Linked DNA regions of Homo sapiens: region 1 is linked to region 2. A link is an interaction called in ENCODE POLR2A ChIA-PET data of the cell type or tissue named here. Cell type or tissue: OCI-LY7. All regions are shown on one strand. Links, peaks and the distances in the headings refer to the core of each region. The heading gives the core; the rest is flanking DNA. Region 1 overlaps PLEKHA8 (pleckstrin homology domain containing A8). Region 2 overlaps SCRN1 (secernin 1).

The links. ChIA-PET counts read pairs that join two places held together with the same protein. Peaks named below come from ENCODE experiments on the same cell type or tissue, not always from the same donor. Only the 100,000 strongest peaks of a DNase experiment are listed, where the experiment ranks them.
Region 1: POLR2A ChIA-PET joins it to region 2 with 6 read pairs; 4 of 35 experiments call an interaction of 5 or more read pairs at or near these places.

Annotation. Positions count from the first base shown.
Region 1 is chr7:30,030,613-30,048,405 of GRCh38, reverse strand. PLEKHA8 (pleckstrin homology domain containing A8) reads right to left here. Exons shown (of 14, transcript NM_001197026.2): 2 at 3,205-3,321; 3 at 2,041-2,196; 4 at 450-574. Among named protein-coding and RNA genes, the nearest start is that of PLEKHA8, 11 kb to the right of the region's middle. In OCI-LY7, for the core only: no CTCF peak of the experiment used is centred there; no DNase peak of the experiment used is centred there.
Region 2 is chr7:29,956,675-29,959,174 of GRCh38, reverse strand. All of the region lies in intron 2 of SCRN1 (secernin 1), which reads left to right. Among named protein-coding and RNA genes, the nearest start is that of FKBP14-AS1, 31 kb to the left of the region's middle. In OCI-LY7, for the core only: no CTCF peak of the experiment used is centred there; a DNase peak (open chromatin) is centred at 994; H3K4me3 peaks cover 312 bases; H3K27ac peaks cover 1,999 bases.

The DNA.
Region 1 (17,793 bases), core at 7,943-10,442, 81 kb before region 2:
TAGATGCACATCAATGAAAGACAATAAGTTGGCATCTTAATAGCCATAGCTATAGAAATGGCTCTGCAAGACTGTAATTAACAAAACAATATAAACTGGAGAGAAACATATTTTAGTATGACAGTACTAAAGTTAAAGGTTCCAAATATTATCAATTAATTAATCCCTAATTTATTCCAGGAAGGAAAGCTATACACACGCATATGATGAAATGTACTATTGCTTCTCTTTGTTTAATTTTGTTACTTTTTTCCTCTATAAAATAGTAAATTCCAAGATAGTCAAAAAATTAGATGAGAGTAAACACCACCTGTAAGCAACGTCTGGTGCTTTTTAGGTATATTAGTAATATTAATAAAATAATATTTTACCTCAGAATTGGATATACTGGTAGTCACTTCTTTTATATTATTCATGTATATTAATAATATTAATAAATAATATTTTACCTCAGAATTGGACACACCAGTTGTGGTCACTTCTTTTGTTTTATCTACTTGCTGAACAAGGAGGTCACAGTAGAGTCTTAGTTCTGACATTTTGGTTTTCAAGTTTTCAGTGTTTTCAGCAAACTCTAAATGACAAAATGATGATAATGCAGTAACCAGAACAAACAACTGATTTACTAGTTAGGATACTATGCAGAAGAGGAATCCTTACTAGTTAGGATACCACACAGAACATATGCCCAAAGTCAAATCTTTAAAGTATGGGTTGCAAATGTGACAGGTGAAGACATAATAACAAGAAAAACCAGAAAAAGTAGATCTCCAGTCTTTCAAAGTAGTATACATTATTTATTAAGGCAATATACCGAATAATCACCAGTATACAAAGAAGGAGACAATATAGTCTGACCCACTCCTGTCAGAACTGGGAGCAGAGCTAAGGGGTTCAGAGTTTTGGCCTCAGTTCTGCCAGAGAGTTTTTCCTATCTATAAAATGGGGTCATAGCTGTTTACTTACTAATGCAGTGCTCTACTCTTACCTGGGAAAAACATTCTGCAGTGTCCAATTACCACTAAGAACACCGTTCATAATTTCAGCTGAGGACTGGTTTGGTATGCTGCCTTGTCAAGGCTAATGGCACCCAGCCATTATTATTAGCAATGCTCTCCAGTCACCCTGGCATCGAGGGCTCAGCTACAATTATTATCACTTTTCTGTTTCCTTCTTCATGAAAAAAAAAAGTGCACATTACTATCTGCTCTGAGTCAAAGCCAACAGCTTCTAGAATTTATTACCAATTTAGCATTAAAAGAAGAGGCCAATTTATGAATCTACGTGAAGAGTTAAGCACAACTGCCACACCTGTCATGAGAGATGTTCCCTGGAACACTTTTTCCCATTTCACCCCACCCTAGCTCATCTCTTCAGGGTACATTTAGGGCCATGGGGCAGGGAAGGTAGCAACTAGGACCCAGGCAGTAAGCCCTGGTATTCTTGCCCCAGTCCAAAGAGAAAGCTGGGCCACAGTTCTCTGGAGAACTTAACAATGTCCAGTGAATGAGCATTAAGCAACAGGAACCTGACAATTAAGCATCCATCCCACCCCAGAAAAAAAGGGAGGAGGAGCAGGGTGTTGCTACAGAAAACACCCTGATCCAAGGCTTATCTGGCTCAACTACTCCTCACCAAAGGTCAAGTTTGGCCACAGACTGGATACTCCACCATTTTATCATCACTAATTCTCATGGTAATCCTCCTAAGGTAGGATCTATTACCTCTTTTTAAAAGATGAAGAAACTAAGAGTAAGAAAGGTTAAGTGACCGATGCCAAGGTTATACAGTCAATAAACTGCAAAGCCATCATGTGTACCCAGCTGTGTTTGGCTCCAAAGCCTGCATTCTTTGCACTATGCTATGCCAAGAAAGAAGAGTTAGATATGGACCCTGGTTTAAATTATACTAAGATACACAGCATTTGCATGACACAAAAAGCTGGCTAGGTGGTCAGAAGCAAGATAACAAATAAGGGAAATCAGAGATGCCAGTGGGTGATTCCCAAGGTTTCCACAGCAAAGGACAATCAGTACTTGCCTTTCTCCTTCTGGGTCCTACTGTCAGTCAGGCAAGCCTTGGCTGATCCCAGGGCCACCAGCCACCGCTGTCTTTCAGCCACACTTCTGGCCTTCAGGTAGAAATACTGTTCCCCAGGGATTATCAGGTCCATGCGTGTATTATCTACAGAATGAACTGGGAGCAAGACAGAGGGAGATCAGAGACTCAGAAGAGCCCTGTCTGGGTAGCCTCCAACCCACCCAACTTCTTGAGCTTAATTGATGGCAGTCATTGAAGGCTTCTTCCCAAAGAGGATGCCAGTCATTACCTCTCCTAATTCACACAAAGTTCTGTTTACTTATCTCATCTTAGATGTCTCTGTTAATCAAGAGGGAAAACCTTGCAATTGCCTCCAAGGCATCACAAAAACTTCAGCCCAAACAAGAATCACCAATTTAACTTTTCAGTTAAACTGATCTCTTATCAGAATAGAGAAGGAATCTTTCTTTCAGTGGGTGTGTGTGTTAAGTAGGCTGCTCTGAGGCCAAGAAACAAGGGTATGTTTTTTATCTCCTTGGATTTATTGGGAAACAATCAAAAATACAATCTTTTCCATCTTCTACTTCCCTTGAAAAGTCAGACCAAAAGTGTGAGAATTTTCTCAGAGGCCTTTAGGAGAAGAAACAAGCAAACCAAAGTCTTTCACCCACATCCACTACCTAAATTCCCATTTAATCTGTTTTTCTTCCGAGCCACACCTTCTCAGCATGTCTCAAGACAAAAACAAGAAGTAAAGACTATTTGAAAGTCTGTTAAGTTTTTGCTTGTTTTGTTTTGGTGGAGGGTGTGTGTGTGTGTGTCCATCCTGATTTAAACACAAAAGTGTTTGATGCTGCAGTAAAGACTTTAAGTTTTGCTAATAGCCACTGGTCCCAAGTGAGCAGGTCACTAAGGAATGAGTGCTAGTTGAGTAGTGAAACACGTTGCTCTCATTTATTTTGACCACCTCTTAGCCAATCTCCTCATAAAAGCTGGCTACAGTTTTGGGTTGTATTTGCAAGGCTTTCTTTTGACACATAACACTATGTCCCTTGGTCTGTATTATGGGAGCAGCAGAGAAAGGTATGCAGGGGCCAGGGGCTTTTTTGTTTTTGAGGGAAAACAGAAAGAAAAATAAAACTTGCAAGTTGCTTGATTTCTCACCTTGAATTTCACAGACTGCCATTTGTATGCTCCCTTTGCAACCTTTCCAGGCATCTTCAGGAGAATCATAATAGGACAATATTCCCCCACAGAGAAGGAACCATCGAGGCTGCCAACCTGAAAACAAAAGCAAGAGCATCATTGCAATTACTGCCTGTGTATGAACTACCTCCCAAGATACAGAAATAGAGCCTAACATAGGATACTGGGTTAGCTCCAAGGAGCTTTACATTGCCAGGGATATTCTAAGAGAAAGAATTAAGTTAGAAAGACCTGTATGTTTTATCCCATTTTTGTAAAATTAAAAATGCCCAAAGAAGTATATATTTTTTAGTCACAGGATTACAGAAGTCTGGAAGGATAAGCAACAAGTACACTAATGACTCTCTAGGTAATAGGATTTACAGAAATAAATGAGATGTGTATTCTATTTCTTTCCTAATACAGTACCAGTAGTCTGTGATTTTTACTTTTTCTAAGACGAATAATTAGGATGTCCTGAACATACTGTTATCACATGCTTGCCTTCCTCTCTTCTAAGAAAAATTATCCAAAACTTAGAAATAAGGCAACAAAGATGACAAGGTCCTTTCAACAAATGTCATAGAGAGTGCCAACTAAGAAGCCTGTCTAGAATCCTATGACCCTTAGGAAAAGGTAACGTGTTTGACTTATTCTTTAGTATTGATCCATTGAAATGAGTTATCTTAAAACATTCAAGGCTTAACTACATTCACTTCAATATTGGAGAATTTCAGGGGACAAACCATGTGTAGTAGAAATACGCATCTTATCTAGTCCTCTCACACACCCTATGTTCTAGTCAAACCACTCATTTGCTGTATTTCTGTCTCTGAACTTTTGCTCCAACTGGATCTCTTCATAAAATGTCATCCTGGCCAGGCGTGGTGGCTCACGCCTGTAATCCCAGCACTTTGGGAGGTCGAGGTGGATGGATCATGAGGTCAGGAGATGGAGACCATCCTGGCCAACATGGTGAAACTCCATCTCTACTAAAAATACAAAAATTAGCTGGGCGTGGCGGCAAGTGCCTGTAATCCCAGCTATTCAGGAGGCTGAGGCAGGAGAATCGCTTGAACCCGGAAGGCGAAGGTTGCAGTGAGCCGAGATCTTTTTTGAGACTCCGTCTCAAAAAAAAAAAAAAAAAATCATCCCTGACTATCTCTGCGTAAACCTTGTTTTCTCAGTCCTCCTCAGTCAGATGCAGTTCTTTTCTTTCTCTGAAATGCCACAGCCCTTTAGGGATACATTTCTCTCATAGGACTGCCATGGCTAAGGAAGCCAGAGAGAAGGCAGAGCCCCAAGGGCTGCTCAGCTACAGACATCTGATGGGCCCTTGGGGTTTGACTCACACAAACCAAGTGGGCCGGACACCAATGGTATCACTTTATTACGTTTTAATAGGAGGCTACTGAACTTCCTGGAGCACCCCCAGCCCAAGATTATGGAACAAGGAACTACACCGTAATCAGAAGCCTGAATAGTCAGCACTAAATCTATGTGAAGGAGTTGGGTAGGTAGGCAACATATTTTGCTCATCATTTACTTAATCAGGGTCTGCTTTTCCAGAAAGTGCAATACTCAGGACTGCCAGGTACCATGTCTCTTACTTCTTTAAATAAAACTAAATAAACACTAATTCCCAGCATCCACTCTCCCATAATATCTGAACTTATCTTCTCACCAAAGATAAGTAATCTTTTCTTAAACTATGGCTTTTGCTCTTATTATATTTTATATGGAGGACTTCCTTCCCAGAGACCTAGACCCTTTATTGCAGGTCAGGAACCCTTAGGCCTTATCTCTACACTAGCACAAATCAGTTCCTGGCTGGCAAACTTCTTGGGATGAACTTGTAAATTTTTATTTCAGAAGGTGATGCTGGCAGGGCACGGTGGCTCACAGCTATAATATTAACTACTTTGGGAGGCCAAGATGGGTGGATCACTTGAGGCCAGGAGTTCCAGACCAGCCTGGGCAACAATGGCGAAACCCATCTCTAATAAAAATACAAAAATTAGCCGACAGTGGTGGCATACACCTGTGGTCCCAGCAGGAGGTTGAGGTGAGAGGACTGCTTGAGCCTGGAAGGTCGAGGCTGCAGTGAGCCATGACTGTGCCACTGCACTCCAACCTGAGTGAGAGTGAGACCTTGTCACAAACAAACAAACAAAAAAGGTGATGCTTCTAGACCTTGGCTTCAAGTTCTACAAAAACTCAACTGTGAAGGCCACCACTCCTGTACAAACATTACAACCTGGAAAACCAAATCAATCCTCAGACTGTATCTTGTTGGGCACAGAATCAGTGCTCCAGGAGTCAGACATTATTGGTGATGTTTCAGCCCTTTGCAAAAGTGTTTATTTATATCTTAGGCCACCTCCCCTCACTGAAACAGAAGAGTCAATTTCTGAGAACCTGAGAAAAGGAAGAGGTCTTTGAAATCACACAGTCCAACCAGCACATTTTATAGATAAGGAAACCAATCCCAGGTAAATTAAGTGACCTAATTAGGGTCACAAAGGAAGTACACAACAGAGCTGGGAAGAAAACTCTATCTTTCTGTACTGCCCCTTGAGGCACAAAAGCTCCCAAACCTTGGCTCCCCATTCCCAGAAAGCTGTCCTGGTATAGAACAACAGCATCTTTTCACTCCCATGACGCTGGCTGGTGTGAACAGCTCAACTCCCATGATGCTGGTTGGTGTGAACACTCCCCAAATCCACCATGACTTTTGTGTAGAAGGCATTTAGAACAGCCTCAATTACTGTATTTTATCAAATTTAAGACCCATCTGTATTTGTGAGTGTTATCCAGAGAAAAAGAACCAGTAGAGTGTCAGGGTGTCTGTGTAAAGATATTATAAGGGTGTGTGAGTGGGTATGTGTGCATGTAATGAAATTTTAAGTAACTAGCTCATGTGACTAGAGACTGAGAAGTCCCAAGATCTGCAATCAGCAAGCCAGGAGAGCTCACGGTTAAGTTCCATGCTAGCAGGCTCAAGACCCAAGAAGAACCAATGAAAGCTAGAAAAGGCCAATGTCTCAGCTCAAGGCAGTCGCAGGAGGAATTCTCTGTTACTCAGTCTTTTTGTTCTCTTCAAGTCTTTAACTGATTGGATAAGGCTCATCCACATTAGGAAGGGCAATCTACTTTATAAGGTCTATTGATTCAAATGTTAATCGCCTCCACAACATCCTTACAGATCCAACCAGAATAAACCATCACATCATCAATTTTAAGACACACCATTATTTTACATGACACAAGAAAGAAAAAAACTCTACCAATTAAACAATGACATAGCACAGGTTCTAAGATGCTTCTTGATTTCAGAGTTGTTGAAATGTGAAAAAAAAAGAGTGTCCTAAAACTGAAAAAAATGTACTAAACTAGTTTTATCTTACAAGAATCTGAAAAATGTTGAAGAGCAGCTCTCAACCCCACCCAAAGCACAGCTGCAGTAAATTTTGAAAGCAGCTTGAAGGCTGGGCTCCGTGGTTCACTCCTGTAATCCCAGCACTTTAGGAGACTGAGGCAGGACAACTGCTTGAGGCTGGGAGTTCAAAACCAGCCTAGTCAACATAGTGAGACCCTGTCTCAACAAAAAATTTTAAAAACTAGCTGGGCAAGGTGATGCACCTGAGGCAGGAGGACTGCTTGAGCCTAGGAGTTCGAGACTACAGTGAGCTATGATCACGCCACTGCACTCCAGCCTGGGTGAGAGTGAGACCTTGTCTCAAAAAAAAAAAAAAAAAAAATGTAGCTGGTAAATTATAATAGCAACTGAAATATTACCTTCCTTATAACAGGTTCTGTATTTACCTAGGGTAGGTTATAATTATACAAGGGATGTTCAATATATGGCAATTTTATTCTGTCCTTTGTAACTACACAAACTGTGACCAAGAAAAACTTTTCTTATAAGCACAAAATTCTTGCAGTTTCAAAAGGCACAGTAAGAGACCAGAGAAATCTCATTCCTATTAGACAAAATTTAAATGCAGAGTGATGGAGAGAGTTCAGATTAGTATTAGGACACACTGGTCTTTCATAATGTCCAGTGCTGGGAAACTGGGATACAGCCCAGGAATGATGAATTGTAGAGAAAAGAGGCATGGATGAAAAAGAGACCATTAATCCAGTTTCTATTTTAAATTAATCTGCAGTTATCTCAGAAATGATCAGTCAAGGTAACTAAAGGGCAGATGAAAACTGTTGGTCTGTACTACTCCCTGCTCCCTTAGATGACCACTAGACTATCTTCCTATCCAATCTCCACCCTCTTTTATGCCATCCTCTATTACAGATGCAATGTGGTATCACCCAAATTCCCTGCTGGGAAGGATTAGACATAAAACTTCAATGAGCAGGGGAGAGTTTTAGCTCGTATTAGCTATCATTGCCAGGGACGGGGTAGCGGGTAAAAAAAAAAGAGTATTTAAATACCAATTTCATACGCTTTGTATTATCCTGGATTGTTTCACTACAGAAAGCATACTTGACATTTATTTTTGGCAATCCAGCATTTACCTAGTACTTTTCCATTGATGAAAACTCCCTTCTTCACACTCCAACCATGAGGTTTGGGTGGGGGTGACCAGCTCCAGGGTGGGTATGTGATTTAGGCCTAAATGAAGCTTCACATCCCCTATCCTCAATGATAGTTCCAGAATGGGCAAGTGGCCCAACCGGAGACAATTCTGGGACTTTTGCTGGGACTGGGGAAAGGCATAAAGAAATGGGGACTGTTTCTTTTTTCTTTGGTCTTAAGAATGTTAGCCTGCAGCTGCCTGCAGCAGTTTGCCATCACATGGGACCTAAACATGATTCACACACAAAGGGAAATGGAACTGGAAGGATTTGAGGGACAGAAGGAGAAGGAAGAAAATCTGGATGACATTGTTTGAACCCCCTGATCAGCCCACATCATTCCTGAAGGTAAGACACCCCCTAGATTTTTCCATTAAATGAACCAATAAATATCCCTTTTTACTTTAAGCCTGTGTGAACTGGGTCTTTCTGCAAACACAAAAGCTCTAAACTATCACATGATCATCTCACTAAACGTACAAAAAGCACTTGACAAAAATCTAACACCCTTTCATAATAAAAACACCTAACAAACTTAGAAGAGAACTTCTTCAACCTGATAAAGGCATCTACAAAGAACCCATAGTTAATGTGTATAAGGTGAAAAACAGGATGCTTCCCCTCAAAGATTGGAAACAAGACAAGATGTTTGCTTTTACCACTTCTAGTCAACATTGTACTAAAGGTTCTAGCCAAGGCAATTAGTCAATAAGTGAAATAAAAGACATCTAGATTGGAAAGAAAGAAGCAAACCTAGCTCTTAGTCAATAAGTGAAATAAAAGACATCTAGATTGGAAAGAAAGAAGCAAACCTAGCTCTACTCACAGACATGCTCTTATATATTTAAACAAAAACAAAATGCAAGGAAGCCACTAAAAAAAACCTATTAGAATAAATGAGTTCAGCAAGGTGATAGGATACAAGACTAACATACAATTAAAATTGTATTTCTGTACAGTTGCAATGAAAAATCTGAAAATGAAAGTTAGAAAACAAATCCATTTACGATAACATCAAAAAGAATAAACTACTTAAGAATAAATCTTATTTTATTTCATTTTAGTTTACTTTGAGACAGAGTTTCACTCTTGTTGCCCAGGCTGGAGTGCAACAGCGTGACCTCAGCTCACTGCCATCTCCGCCTCCCGAGTTCAAGCGATTCTCCTGCCTTAGCCTCCTGAGTAGTGGGGATTACAGGCGCCCGCCAGCACACTCGGCTAATTTTTGTATTTTTAGTAGAGACGGGCTTTCATCTTGTTGGCCAGGCTGTTCTCGAACTCCTGACCTCAGGTGATCCACCCACCTCGGCCTTCCAAAAGTGCTAGGATTACAGGTGTGAGCCACCGCACCTGGCCAAGAATAAATTTTTAAAAATAAGTTTTTCACTGAAAACTACAAATCATTGTTCAAAGAAATTAAAGATTTAAAAACCACTATTCCAAAACTGCTACCAGCTTATTCTTTTCTCACATAGTGCAAACGCCTTTCTACACTTAATGAACAAACTGTGTAAAATTTACTTTTAAAAAATCTTAGCCAAAGGACTTTTCAGTTCAATTAATGTTGAACAACACGTTTTCAATGAGCATAATTTTCTTCAAGAAATGCACTTATATTTGGATCTAAACTGGCATACCTCATGTTAATTTTACACTAAAATTTCTTTTTTTTTTTTTAATTTCCCAACAGCAACCACCATTTTTAAGTCAAAATTTCTAAATGGAGATGTTCCTGTTCCCTTAAAGATCCAAACCAAAAGTAATTACTTGTGAGTCAAACCCACTTCTGACTAGAAAGTACTGTAGCTTCCCTTCATTTTTCTTTCAGCAGCCTTGTGACAAGTGGCTCATCCAAACACATCACTATGAAAAACTGTACTCCATTAAACAGACACTTAAAAGTTTTAAAAATTACATAAAATAAAATTCATTATTTGGCGAACAATTCTGAGTTTTGATAAATGCATAGTCCTTTAATAACCACCGCAATAATCAAGATACAGAAAATTCCATTCTACCAAAATTGTCCCCAAAATTCCCTTGTATTACTCCTTTCTGATCAAGCCTTCCCCTCTCCCTTTACCCTTGGCCAACCACTGTTGTGCTTTCATTTTAAGTTCAAAATATTTCCCAATTTTCTTGGAGACCTTCTCTTTGACCCACGAGCTACTCTGAAGTGTACTGTTTAATTTCCTAATATTTCAGGGGATTCTCTACATCTGTTACTAATCTGTAGTTTACTTCTATTAAAGACACAGAACATTCTTTTAACAAGTTTTGGCAAGGTTTCTATTATAGCTCAGAACATGGTCTATCTTGGTGAATGTTCCATGTGCATTTGAAAAAAATGCAATATTCTACTGTTGTATTTTGTTCAGTTTTTTATTGTAATCATTACAATGGGCTTATTACATCTTGGCCCAATAATGACTCTTAAATAAACAACTAGTAGAATGCCTACTAGTTAGCCTCATGCTAGAGTGTATCATTCTGCCTTTAAGTCCGCCACAGTTCCTTCAGAACTTTTGCCTTAAAAATTAAGGTGTTCTAGGAAAGCAGAAGTTCATAATCTTACTGTTTAACAGGAAAAACAATTAAAAATTTAACATATTGTGAATTTTTAAAATCCTTAAGAGGGGGTTGGGGGAGGAAGAGGATCAGGAAAAATTAATGAATGCTGGGCTTAATACCTAGGTGATGGGATGATCTGTACAGCAAATGACCATGGCACACATTTATCTATGTAACAAACCTGCACATGTACCCCTGAACTTAAAGTTCAAGACTAAAAGAAAAAAAATCCATAAGAACTACTGTTGTGTAGAAATGCAGAAAAAAAAAATGAAAAGGGACTATTTAAACTCTTTCTAGAAAAGTTAGCCAAAAGTAAAGAAAAAAAGTGAAGGAAAGGTGCTTTTTCATTAACAATAAGAGGAAAAATTAGTGACCATAATAAAGGGGGAACAGAATGGGAGAAAGAAAAGGTTAAGTCCCTAAACTTCTTTCAGCTTTAGTTTCCTTTTCTACAAAATTTCAGCTGGAGTTTAGATGATGCCTAGAAGTCTCTCTCAGCTTTCAAAACCTATCCTAATACAAAATAACAGAAAACTCCCATCTTTCCCAGAATCTGATTCAAGAGATAGTAACTGCCAGGTACAGTGGCTCATGAGGCAGAAGGATCAGTTGAGGCCAGGAGTTCAAGACCAGCTTGGGCAACATAGCGAGACCCTGTTTCCAAACAAATTTTTTTAAATAAAAACAGAGAAAGTAACTAATGCCAAGAAAAAAAAAGTGAAATTAAATGTCTTGATAGGACTGACAATCTGAAATGTTGAGTCAAGACAATTTATTCATTATAAATTATGGTTTCTACGTTCATAACCCATATATATTATCATATCATATATTATGTATGCTATATAGATATGTTAATAGTGAAATAATCTACCATTTTAAATTGAAGCAAAGCAGAGCAATTAATTTGCTACCCCTGACCTCCATAGCCTTGGTGTTTTCCAATATCCAACCTAAGCGCTCAGCCACACCTCATCCCATTAGAGCCCTCCCCCACTCAGCTTCTCTAGGGGAGTTCCAGACAGGGATGCGGACAGCAAAGCCTTGGGTTCCTCTGCCAGGTCAGTCAGTTAAGAGTTCTGTTGTAGCTAGGGAGGAGGGAAGAATGAAGAAACACTCCTCATTGTAACAGTTACCCAAGCATTAGCTAAATTATAGGCTTCTTAATTTACCATTAATTAATTCACAAAGCATTTTCTGAGCAGTTGTAGTTTGCCAGGTTTGGAGATTTAGAGAAAAGATCCCAGCCTCAAGGAGTGACAGACTACTGGAGAGTCTACCATGTAGATGGTAAGAAGACTATAATTACAATAGATTATATCAAATTCTCTTTAAAACCTTCTGCTAGAAGATGTAGGTCACCTCTCCTGTGCACTTTGAGCTACCAAACTAAATATTTATTTGTTCTGCACAGTGCTTCTCATATGTCCTACCAGCACCTTAAAACAACGGAGTGAGGAAACCATGGTTTAAGTTCAGACTCATAACATCCAGGTATGTCATCTTAAGGACACTACTTAATTCCTCTGGGCATTATTTCTCTATCTAATCTATCTATCTATCTATCTATCTATCTATCTATCTATCTATCTATCTATCTATCTATTCTATCCTATCCTATCTACCTGAGACAGAATCTTACACTATCTATTTGTGACAGTCTTGCTCTGTCACCCATCTATCCATCTATCTATCTGAGACACAGTCTCACTCTATCTATCTATCTATCTATTTATTTATTTGCAACAGAGTCTCGTTCTGTTGCCCAGGCTGGAACACAGGTGTGATCTTGGCTCACTGCAACCCCTTAGCTCACTGCAACCTCCACCTTCTGGGTTCAAACGACTCTGGTGCCTCAGCCTCCCAAGTAGCTGGGATTACAGTCGTGTGCCATCACGCCCAGCTAATTTTTGTATTTTTAGTAGAGACGGGGCTTCACCATGTTGGCCAGGCTGGTCTCAAACTCCTGGCCTCAAGCGATCTGCCCATGTCGGCCTCCCAAAGTGTTGGCATTACAGGTGTGAGCCACCATGCCTGGTCTACAATGGAATTTTAATTAAGAATATATGGCCGGGCGAGGTGGCTCATGCCTGTAATCCCAACACTTTGGGAGGCCAAGAAGGGTGGATCACGAGGTCAGGAGTTCAAGACCAGCCTAGCCAACATGGTGAAACCTCATCTCTACTAAAAATACAAAAAAAAATCAGCCGGGCTTGGTGGCAGGCGCCTGTAATCCCAGCTACTTGGGAGGCTGAGGTAGAGAACTGCTTGAACCCGGGAGGCGAAGGTTGCAGTGAGCCGACATTGTGCCACTGCACTCCAGCCTGGGCGACAGAGCAACACTCCATCTCAAAATAAATAAATAAATAAATAAGTAAATAAGAATATATAAAGAGCTCTCACAACTCAATAATAAAAAGAACAATTAACTTTTAAAAATAGGTTAAAGATTTGAACAGACACTTCACAATGGAAGAGACAGCAATGGCCAATAATTATATGAAAAAGAATCCATGAGGAACCACAATTTGCAAATAGAAAGCTGAATACACAGAGACTAAATTTTCTGGGCATCATTAATCAAAACAGTGATCTAATTAACCTACCCTTAAAGTGAACTATGAACCTGCCTGGTACACAGTGGAGCATGTCTGCAGAGTGTCTGACACTAATGGGCACGACCCAGAAACTGCTAACAGTAAGCTCAATATCCATTACATATTCTTAACAAACCTAGGTACAGCTATTATTATTGCTGTCATTTTAAAACTGAGACTCAGGAAGATTAAGTAACTTGCTCAAGGTATTAGCACTACTAAGTAGTGGGGCAAAAGTTCAAACTCAGGGCTCTCTGACTCCAACCTTTTACACTTAAGAATTGGTGCAATGCTGGCTTGTGACTTTATCACTGAAACCATAGATTACATCGTAAAGAGTTGAGTATTGAATATCTATGTGAAAAAAAAAAGCTGTACTCTTACCTCATATCGTACACAAAAATTAATTCAAAATGGATGAGAATTAAATGTAAGCACTAAAAACTATTTTTAAAGCCTTAAGGGTAAATCTTCATGACCTTAGGTTTGGCAATGGTTTCCTAAGATAATGTAACACCAAAAACAAACAAGAAAAGAAAAAATTGATAAATCAGACTACATCAAAATTTAAAACTTTTGTGTTGCAAATGATACCAGGAAGAAAATGAAAAAGACAACCTACAGAAAAGAAAATACAGTTGATCCTTGCATACCATGGGTTTGAATTTCAACCGTGCACATGCGGATTTTCTTCCACTTCTGCTACCCTGAGATAGCAAAACCAACCCCTCCTCTTCCTCTTCCTCTGCCTCCTCAATGTGAAGACAGCAAGGATGAAGACCTTTACAATGACCCACTTCCACTTAATGAACAGTAAATGTATTTTCTCTTCCTTATCATTTTCTTCATAACCCTTTCTTTAGCTTACTTTATTGTAGGAATGCAGTATACGACACATATGACATAACATATGTGTTAATTGTTAAAGTTATTCATAAGGCTTTTGGTTATTCGCAGGCTACTGGTTAAGATTTTGGGGGAATCGAAAGTTACATGCAGACTTTTGACTGTGGGGATTGGTGCCCCAACTCCTGCATTATTCATGGGTCAACTGTATTTGCAAATCATCTATCTAACAAGGAACTTATATCCAGAATAAAGAACTCTTGGCCGGGCACAGTGGCTCACACCTGTAATCCTAGCACTTTGGGAGGCCGAGGCAGGCGGATCACCTGAGGTCAGGAGTTCGGACCAGCCTGGCCAACATAGTGAAACCCCATCTCTACTAAAAACACAAAAAATTAGCCAGGCATGGTGGCACACACCTGTAGTCCTAGGTACTCAGGAGGCTGAGGCAGGAGAATTGCTTGAACTCGGGAGGCGGAGATCACACCACTGCACTCCAGCCTGGGTGACAGAGTAAGACTCTGTCTCAAAAAAAAAAAAAAAAAAAAAAAAAAAAAAAAGAAACCTCTTACAACTCTGTAATGAAAAAATAACCCAAACAAATGGGCAAAAAATGCAGACATTTTTCCAAATAGATATACAAATGGATAATCAGCATATAAAAAGATAATCAACATCATTAAGTCAGAGAAATATAAATCAAAACCATGAGATATCATTTCACATCCACTACTAGGATAGCTATACTAAGACGATAATGAGGTTGATGAGAATGTGAAGACGGAAACTTCTTTGATTACTGACGAGAATGTAAAATGGTGCAGTCACTTTGGAAAACTATTTGGTAGTCTCTCAAATTATTAAATAAAGAGTTATCATAGGACTCCAGCAATTCCACTCCTAGGTATTATAGATATCCAAGAGAAATGAAATCATGTCTATACAAAAACTTGTACATGAGTGTTCACAGCAGTGTTATTTCATAATAACCAAGAAAAACAAAAACAAAAAGAACAGCCCAATCCAAATGTTCTTCAACTGAAAATGGATAAACTAAATATGGTATACATATACAATGAAATATTATTTGGTAATAAAAAGGAATGAAGTTCTGATACATGCTATCCAAAAAAAACATTATGCTACGGGAAAGCAGCCAGCCACAAAAGACCACATATTATATAATTCCATTTATATAAACTGCCTAGAAGAGGCAAATCTGTGCAGACAGATTAGTGGTTGCCAACAGTGAAGGGCAGGTGTAGGTGTAGGAGTGACTGCTAATGGGTACTGGGTTTCTTTCTGGGATAATGAAAATGTTCTAAAATTGATCATGGTAATAGTTACACTTTTTATATATACTAAAATCACTGACTTGTACATTTTAAATGGATGAATTTTATGGTTTATGAATTATCTCCATAAAGATGTTAAAATGTTAACAACAACAAAAAGGGTTGACCAGTGGTTGTGAAACCAAGAATCCTCATACTCCAGATGTCTTCCTGGTACTGTTTACACAGCACTAGTATATATAGTATATAGGGCAAGAGTCACCTTCCTCCACCTGAGGGGAAACAAAATTATAGCACATCCTTAATGAAAACCATCTGGCCAGTATGATGCAGGCTTTTGTTATTTTCAGAATGCAGTAATGCAATGTGCTTGAGCTTTAACCTGCTGGAGAGGCACAAGCAGCCTTCGGCTGGCTGGAGTTCACAACAGCAGCCCTCCTATCAGCTGAGTGGGCAGGAAAAGGACCTAAAACTACAAAGTAGAAAGCACAGGTTAGAAAATTTCCTCGTGGCAAAACATATGCACAACATTGGGCAGTCAAAGCTTTCTTCACTTCTGAATTCCTCCCCACTTCCCACCCCCGAAATAGTCTGCTATTCTAGGTCAAACATACTTTAAATATAGGTACATTATGAATCAGCTAGAATTACATAATGATCAAGCAAGAAGGACCTTTAAAAGTATTGTCTAATGGAGCACTGACTCTGAAGCCACTTAATAAGTGGCTGTGTGACCTTCAGCAAACCCACGTCTCTATATCTCAGTGTCTTCATCTGGAAAATGGGCATAATAAAGGCAACTGTTTTTTGAAATTGCTGCAAAGACTGAGTTAATCCATGTAAAATGTTTAGAAAAGTGCTTGGCACATTGTAAGTACTAATAAATTTTTAACAGTTCTTACAATTATAAACTAGTAAATCCCATTATTTTAAATGGAGGAAGATACTAAGGCTCAGGATGCTAAAGTGACCCTGCAGTTGGCAGTAATAGGGCTGTTTGCCAGGCTTCAGGTCTCTCTGACTCCTGAACCAGCGTTCTAGAGTATTAATGTGTAGCCCTACATGTATAATACTCCTTGACTAAATTTTAGGTCTTGAAAGACACAAATAACAAACACAGTGCTTCTTTAGAAGTATGTCTCACACAATGTGGGAATCTGTAACATGTTTTTAATTTACTCTCTTCATCCCAAGTTTAATCTTCTAACATCTAAAGAAAGGTACTGGCACTAAATCCCGGAATGTCCAAAAGGCAGGATGAAACCAGACTGTAAACGAAAATACATGTAAACTTTTTTTTTTTTGTATTTTTCATTGAAGGAGGATAGAGTACCTGAATACGCTTAGCATTTAAGGGAAGAGACTTCTTTTCTCTTCTAGAAATACACTCACATAAACCTCAGACGCTATTATCAGGGCTTGATGAATTCTAACTTTCAGTAATTAATACCTATCGATTTAAAATTCAAGAGGCAAAAGAAGCTCACAAAATAATAATACATAGTATTTAGTGAAGTACAATAAATGCAGCAGGAGAGATATAAAGATGTAACCAGAAAATGTTCTACGCTACGCTAAAGCCAGAGTAAGCTTTTAAACAATCTCATCATTTCTCTCTCACAGACGCATGCATGCATGTACCCACATGCACACACACAATCACATCACAGTGTTTAAACCAGCCTATGAGGCCCTGAAATATCTAGCCTCCCGCACACCCCTGCATCTTTGTTGGAGCCTCACTCTCCTCAGCTCTCAGCCAGATGGGTCCTCTTTCCTTTCCTCAAACTCGCACGTCTCCATTCTGCTTTGGGGCCTTGACACTGGCATTCCCTGTGCCTGAAAAGTTCTTCTTTATTTCCTCTAACTACACCTCTGCCTTGGCCTCTCCAGCGAACTATTAACAGCTTGATTTATCCTTCAGACTCTGCTTAAATTTTTCCTCAAAGAAGCTTTCTCTAACAACCCGTACTAGCCTCTCTGCCCTCCCTCCTCCCCAATCAATCACACACAATGAAACATGGTTCTAACCACTTAACCAATAAATATCTTTCTTCCCCCACCAGACTGTAGGCTCAAGAAGGGCATGGGCTTTGTTCAACATTGCTTCCCCTGTGCCTAGCACAGTAGATGGTAAATGAAATTAACAACATCCCCTAAGGATTCAAAAGACCAAGTGATAAACTGATTTCCTAACTTCACTCAAATTTGACACAAGGCATCCCATATCAAGCTGTCAGCATGACAAATACACAAACCATACAGAGGCATGGGTTACGTACTACCTTTGGAGAAAAATTCAGAATGAACAAAAACTTGGATTGGGATTGTATGTATTTTAAAGTTAGTATGTGCAAACCTACAAGAAAAAAAAAGTTACTTTTTAAAACAAGCTTCAGAAAAAGAAAAAGTAACTTGTCACTAACACAACATGCTCACTTCCGAAGAACAAGTAGAAAAGTGGAGGGTGGAGGAAACAAGAATGCATGTGATCCTCCTAGGCTATTACCACTTCTTTCCCAAGTAAATTTATCTCCTAAAAGGAGAGAATATGCCGAACCATCATTCTATGTATATCTGGAAAATACCCAGTGGTGTGATGGGCTTCTATGAACAGTATGCCTACAAGGACGGGGCACGTGGGCTAAGGGAACAAGCAGCAT
Region 2 (2,500 bases), core at 1-2,500:
TTAATTGAAACGTCTATTGTGTGAGTGTCTCTGTTTCCCCTTTCACTGGGTCATATCCAGAAATAGTGTGTGCTGGAATGTGGATGGGGTGAAGTGACGGCATGAAGCTGATCTTTCTTTTCATTTTCGACGTAATCTCACAAAATAATGAAGGGCTTGCTCTGTGGAATTGTTTTTGTCTTTGGCTCTAGGTTCTTTTCGAGGCTCATGTTTTCTATCCTCCAACCTAACCTGGCAGGTGGTCCCTGAGAGAGTGGCAAGCTCAGGACAGGCGGATCCTTGGAAACCCCCTGATTAGCACTGGGCAGTGCTGACATTTAGAAGAATGCTTGCCCACACTCCAGCTCTGGGCATTCTTATATTGTTATGTGACTTGGGCACCCAGAAGTCACACTAGCTGACAGATTTATTTTATGAAAGGCTGGGTGGGAGTGGCCATGGGGCAGAAAGACCAATTGCTCATCTCTTTCCACAGTTCACTTTAATAACCAAAGGTGAGACCAGCACCGTCTCTGTAAAGATCCATCTTTTAAGTGGTGAACACTTGCCTTTTTTCTTTTTCTTTTCTAATAGAAATTAAGCTAGGAATTTTGACTTGGGGAACTAAATTGTTTTTGCCACACTGAAAGAAGATGTCAGGTGCTTTTTGGATATTTGTACCTAGAGAAACCTCTTTTGCTTCCTCAAATCCCACTTCTCTGGCTCATTAATAATGTGGCAGTTGTAAAGGTGGGTGGATTTTATATTTAAAAGTGGCTGTGGAGTTCATGTTCTAGATGGCTGACTTTACCAAGTTGAGCTAATTAAATTTTGTGTAAGTGTTCCTGATTTTGTGAGATCTGCTCCCAAAGTGGGATTTTAAGTAGCCAGTCTATCTACATGAGACAAGTGTGTTTACCCCTCCCCAACCCCACCTGGTTGTGATTAGCCAGATTTAAAACATAATGGAGCAGGTGTGAATGGCTGTCATAGAAGAGCCCTTATGAGGCCCGTGCTCTGTGGCCCGTGACAAAGATGCAGCAAGGGGCATGTGTTCCAGGCTCGGGGCCTGTGAAGGGATCTGGCTGCCTGGCTTTCGGTCTGGTGCTTAGGAGGGCTGATTGGGCCCATCTGGCTACTTGGGGATCCCCTTCCTTCCTCACCATTCCGAGTTTGGCCTGAAAAACATCAAGTTGGCTGCATATATTTTGAACTCCTGCAAAGACCATCTGGTCTTTTTGATTCAATTGTCAACATTTTTTTAATCAGGCAATCTGTATTAAGCCCTTGTAGTTCTGTGCCTTAATGACATCATGGCAGCTCCCCCACATGGCACAGCAGGGACCTCTCTGGACCATAGAGACCCTTCACATGCCCCTTCCTCTCTTAAGCCCTTAGCTCTGTCTGGAGTACCTTGATGGCTGGCCCATTTTTTAAGGTCAACCCAGATTTCTCCCACGTGATACAGCCTCTAGCGGACCATGCGGATGTGTTTCCTCATTTCTTTGGACTTTTACCTTCTGTGCTCCCTTAGAGCTTTGTAATTTCTCCAGCCATCCATTCAGCCACCGATCCAACAAAAGGCTTATTGATGCCTGATATATACCAGACTTGGGGCATGTCAGTGAACTAAATAACAAAGATATCCCCCTTCCCTCTTGGGGCTTACACTCTAGCTGGGGGAGATAGTATACATAAACAGTACATGTAATAAGTCCATCAGTTCTGTAGTATTTCAGAAGGGGATAAATGGAATGGAACGGCAAAGAGGAAAAGCAGAGCTGGGCTGGGTGGATCAGAAGGGCAAAGCAGGAGGCAGTGGCACGATGCTTCAGGAATGAAGCAGGCAGGCCTGGGAGACACTGAAGCTGGCCTGGGCTCGTAGGAATTTGTGTGCGCGCCTTTGCCTTCCTCCCCAGCCAAAAGGACAGGGCCTGGGCCTCCTCACTGATTTTCTGCTTGCAGCATTTAGCACAAAATGCTTTGCATGTAGTTGGTGTTCTGTAAATAATTGGGGAAATGGAAATGAGTGTGTAAAAATGAATTTGAAGACAAATAAACCATTTCCTAATTTTTACTTTTTTTCTGCCCTTTTAAAAACCTGTATGATAAATCTGTGCTTAAGAAGCTGAGATTCTTTTCCTATTTACTCATTGTTTTCAAGACAAAAGTTGCCACTGGCACTCAGTGCGGACAGGGGTTTTGGAAAGTGTTGGTCAATGCCTGGACTACTTTTTGACATAGAGTGCAATGTTAAGATGTAAACGTCAATTCCATTTAGAAGAGCACAGAGGAGCAGAGTTTGATTACTGCTCTGGCCAGCTTCGTGCTCTACAAGAATCATTTTTTTTTTAAATAAATAACTTTTGGGAACTGCATAGAGGGAAAATCTTGAGTATATTTTATTGTCAGTTTGCCATGAAAAATTCAAGAGTCTCTTGAAAACCTCTGGATATAATTAGTTTTCAGTTTGCAAATATTTATCAAGTAAAATGACATTATCCCAGTGCAGAGCAACACC